Regions from separate parts of the Homo sapiens genome. Here region 1 is linked to region 2. A link is a loop called in an ENCODE intact Hi-C map of the cell type or tissue named here. Cell type or tissue: ascending aorta. All regions are shown on one strand. Region 1 overlaps ST7L (suppression of tumorigenicity 7 like). Region 2 overlaps ST7L (suppression of tumorigenicity 7 like).

What was found. Peaks named below come from ENCODE experiments on the same cell type or tissue, not always from the same donor. Only the 100,000 strongest peaks of a DNase experiment are listed, where the experiment ranks them.
Region 1: a loop joins it to region 2, with 2.6 times the contacts of the local background. A loop is called at or near these places in 7 of 110 quality-filtered maps.

Annotation. Positions count from the first base shown.
Region 1 is chr1:112,543,168-112,545,667 of GRCh38, reverse strand. The region is part of intron 13 of ST7L (suppression of tumorigenicity 7 like); the gene reads left to right. Among named protein-coding and RNA genes, the nearest start is that of WNT2B, 35 kb to the right of the region's middle. In ascending aorta, no CTCF peak of the experiment used is centred here; a DNase peak (open chromatin) is centred at 1,486; H3K27ac peaks cover 2,500 bases.
Region 2 is chr1:112,613,570-112,616,069 of GRCh38, reverse strand. All of the region lies in intron 2 of ST7L (suppression of tumorigenicity 7 like), which reads left to right. Among named protein-coding and RNA genes, the nearest start is that of ST7L, 4.3 kb to the left of the region's middle. In ascending aorta, a CTCF peak has its summit at 1,405; no DNase peak of the experiment used is centred here.

The DNA of each region.
Region 1 (2,500 bases), 70 kb after region 2:
AGAAGAAATTTCCAAGTGAGGAGTAATATCCAAGATAATAGGTAAGGTAAATACTAAGAAGAATCCATTGACTTTAGCAATTAAGATGTCATTAATGAGAGAAATTTTATTTTCCTTTCTAAAGAGGTGGTGGTGGTAGTTCTTGTTGTCTTTCCATTTTAACAGGAACAAATATATTTAAGGCAAAAGAATGGACCTTAAATTATGGAACATCAATATGCAAGAGTATATTATATTAAGCTAATACATTTAGCCTAAAATAATGCCCTCCTTTGTAAATTATTGCAAAGGTTGTCTAATATAAGGCCAATTTTACATAGTAATATGAATAAAATCAGGGTTATTATGTTGTCAAAGCTGTAAGCTATAAGACCAGACAGTTTATTCTTGGCAAGCCTTTATTCTAACTTGGTGCAAACTCCAGAAGGTAGGAGAGGGGGAATATGCTGGGGGGTTTTGTTTGATTATATTTTATGTTCTTAGAGTATTTTTTTCTGTCTCTGACTGTGGAAGAATGAACAAATTGTTAACAATAAGGAGTTTTAATACCCAGGAGTACTTAATGTTTTTTGTTTTTAATTTTCCTTCAACTTTGATATGACTTACCGCATTCTGGAATTTGCTTATGGACCTCATAAGTTCAGAGTTGAACTATTCCCCTAGTTCACATAGCTATTTAGTCGTCTTTTATGCCTTCTGATAAATTTTTCTCTACAAGCCAGTGATGAAATTTGAACTTTCGTTCCAAGGGAGTGTTTCTGTAATAGTCATCCATTATTTTGATGTATTAGCCAAACATTGACTGACAAATGAATCTACAGAAAGCAATCCAGGAAGAAATAATTAGGTCTCTCTTACAGTATAAAAATCTCATATTTTAGGAAATTTCCTCACTAAAGCTATGCAGTTTTCTACCTTATAAAGTGAGAATACTACTATCTCTTAGGGTTACTGAAAAGAATTAAATGAGCTAATATAAATTAAAGTTCTTTATAAACCATAAAATGCTATATAGGTTAGGTAATATTACTAACTTTGCTGTCTTGTATGTGTTTCCCACCTTCTTGAATAGCAGGGTTTGTTTCTCTTGATTTGAAGTTGGGAAGAAGAAGAAGTTGGCCTCTCATGGCTGAGGGACAGGGCAAAGGGGATTGCTGACTGGTTCTTTGGGTGCTGAAAGCACAATGTTCTCTACAGTTTCTAATGTTTCTAACTTTTAAAACTTCCATTTTGATGTGCTTTTACTTTAATCATGGCTCAAGGTTCTGGACATTTTCTGGATTTTTAATGGGTTTGTGTTTTGGTATATACTTTCTGAATATAGTAAAATAAAAATTAAAATATAGCTGTTGAAGGAAGCTTAGGTGTAATCTCTGTGAATCATTATGTTTTAAAAGTGAAATTTATAGCTGACCTTGGTTCAGCACAAAATTAGTCATCCCTTACTAATGCAGGATATTACATCAGAAATTCCTGGGTTAGTATCCAGCCCTAAGCGGTCAACTTCCTGGCCTAATGAAGTCCCAGAATAGCTCTCAGTTTAGCAGACATTTATTGAGCACCTACTGCATGTTAAGTACTCTAATAGGCTCATCTCAGTATTGTTATTCAAGTATTTTCAAATTTCAAATAAAATATAAATACTTGAGTATAATTGATAACGAAATATCCAATCACTAGAAAAATAATAGCTGAGTAAATATGTAAATATGGTAAAATAAGACAAGGGACTTTATTTATGGTCAGAATCCTAGGCCTTCAGTTTGCTAGTTTAGGTTTTTTTTTTTTTTTTTTTTTTTGAGATAGAGTCTCACTCTGTTGCCCAGGCTAGAGTGCAGTGGCATGATCTTGGCTCACTGCAACCTCTGCCTCTCAGGTTCTAGCGATCCTCCTGCCTCAGCCTCCCAAGTAGCTGTGACTATAGGTGCACGTCACCATGCCTGGCTAATCTTTCTATTTTTAGTAGAGATGGGGTTTCACTATGTTGGCCAAGCTGATCTCAAACCCCTGAACTCAAATGATTCACCTGCCTCGGCCTCCCAAAGTGCTGGGATTACAGACATGAGCAACCACACCTGGCCTACCTACTTTATTTATTAATTAATTTACATATTTATTTTTGAGACAGAGTCTTGCTCTGTTGCCAGGCTGGAGTGCAGTGGCACAATCCCAGCTCACTGCACCCTCCGCCTCCCGGGTTCAAGCGATTTTCCTGCTCAGCCTTCCTGAGTAGCTGGGACTATAGGCGCGTGTCACCACGCCCACCTAATTTTTATATTTTTAGTAGAGACGGGGTTTCACCATGTTGGCCAGGATGGTCTCGATCTCCTGACCTCGTGATCCACCCGACTTAGCCTCCCAAGGTGCTGGGATTACAGGCGTGAGCCACTGCTCCCGTCTTACCTACTTTAGTTTTACAGTGCCTAATGAAATGCCACATATATAAACACATTAATAACTGGGTAAAATTATTAACTGATGGTCCTAGGAAATCACCAAT
Region 2 (2,500 bases):
AATTTTTCAAATGATTTAAAGAGAACCCAGACAGGCCGGACGTGGTGGCTAACACCTATAATCCCAGCACTTTGGGAGCCTGAAGCAGGCAGATCACTTGAGGCCAGGAGTTCAAGAACAGCCTGGCCAACATGATGAAACTCCGTCTACTAAAATACAAAAAATAACTGGGTATGGTGGTATGTGCCTGTAGTCCCAGCTACTCGGAAGGCTGAGGCATAAGAATCTCTTGAACTTGGGAGGTGGAGGTTACAGTGAACCAAGATCTTGCCACTGCACTCCAGCCTGGGCGACAGAGAGAAACCCTTTCTCAAAAATGAATGAATAAATAAGTAGAACCTGGACATACAGTTTTTATATAAAATTTGCCCATTAAAAAAAAATTGAGATGGAGTCTCACTACGTTGCCCAGGCCAGAGTACAGTCGATATTCACAGGCACCATTATAGCACACTGTGGCCTTAACTCCTGGGCTCAAGCCATCCTCCCGTCTCAGCCTCCCTAGTAGCTGGGATTACAGGCATGTGCCACCATGTCTGACTACAGCATTTTAATATTGGCAACATTGGGAAGACTAAAATTTATGTGTCATGAATTCAACTTACAGTTTTTTCAAGCCCCAGTTTCCTCATCTGTTAACTGGCAGTTAATAGCATGAACTTTATAGGATTATGAAGAGTAAATCAGATAATGTTGTAAGTTTATAACATGATAGCTGGTTCAGAATGTACACTTAATGAATTTTGGCCATTATTCTGAGAATTCTCACAATTAAGAAACCTGTTTGGCCTGATACAGTGGTTCATACCTGTAATCCTAGCACTTTGGGAGACCGAGGTGGGGTGATAGAGTTCGAGACCAGCCTGGGAAACATGGAAAAACCCTGTCTCTTCAAAAAAATACAAAAATTAGGCGTGTGTGGCGCACCTATAGTCCCAGCTACTGGAGAGGCCAAGGTGGGAGGATCACTTGAACCCTGGAGGGAGAGGTTACAGTGAGCCAAGATGGTGCCACTGCACTCTAACCTGAGTGACAGAGCAAGACTCTGTTTCAAAAAACAAAAACAACAAAACTGTTTAACTTTAATTCAACTTTTCCTTGAAGAAGATATTTTTAATTTAAAAAAAATAAAATATTTTTTATAATTCACGTTAACATCCCTAGGATGTCATGTTTACTAGTGTACACTTTGGAACAATACTGCTGCAGATAAAAATCTTAAGAAGTTTTATGCCATGCATAGCCAATAAATTTTTCTCTTCCCTTTAAATTTTTATTTATTTTTTGTAGAGACAGAGTCTCACTGTGTTGTTCAGGGTAGTCTCAGACGCTTGGGCATAAACGATCCATTCTCCTCGGCCTCCCAAAGTGCTAAGGTTCCAGGCGTGAACCACCATGCCCAGCCTGTTCTTTTTTTTATCTCTAGGTGGTGCTCTCCAGCTGTAGTAGAAATAGCATTTGTATTGGATCTATTTTTTTAAATAGGGACTAAATACAGACCATTTTGTTAAAGTGAAATGCCAAACAAGAACGAGATTTTTCTCTTGGCTAAAAAAAATAGAAGCTATTGAGGAATTCAGGATTAAAACTACATGTTAATATAAGCCTCATAATTTAACATAAGCATATTTTAGCATGTTTAGTCCATAGCATACAAAAGTCTAAGTAAAGACGATAAACTGTCTTTAAGCCAGGCACGGTGGCTTACACCTGTAATCCCAACACTTTGGGAGGATGGAGTGGGAGAATCCCTTAATGCCAGAAGTTTGAGACCAGCCTGGGCAACAACAAGACCCTGTCTCTATTTAATATGGTTTTTGTTTGTTTGTTTTAAAGAAACTATCAATATTAAGCAGCTGATATAGTGGAAAAAGCTCTGGTTTGGGAACCAGAAGATAAAATTTTGAATCTTAACTCTGCCACTTACTAGCTGATAATTTTGGGCAAGCTACATAAACTGTCTAAGCTATAATTTCCTCATTTATAAGAGGGGGATAACTTATATATATGATGTCTAAAACCTTGTAAAAAACTTTTTGTGGCCAGGTGTGGTGTCTCGTGTCTGTACTGCCAACACTGTGGGAGGCTGAGGCAGGAGGATTGCTTGTGGCCAGGAGTTCAAGAGCAGCCTGGACAAATGAACAAGATCTGGTCTCTGTATAAAATTTTAAAAATTTAGCGCGTTGTGGTGGCGCATTCCTGTAGTCCCAGCTACTTCAGAGACTGAGGTGGGAGGATTGCTTGAGCCCAGGAAATCGTGGCTGTGGTGAGCTGTGATCATGCTACTGCACTCCAGCCCGGGCAACAGAGTGGACCTTGTCTCAACAACAAAACAACAACAACAAAAACCCAAAAAAACCTTTTGTTACTCTTTATAAAACCGCATTTTAAATATACACAAATTAGGAAATTCAAGTAACATTTTAAAGGTTAAACTGTATTATTACCCTTGCAATGTTGATGGGTTTTTATTAGCAAAGGTTGTTGTGTTTATAATTTC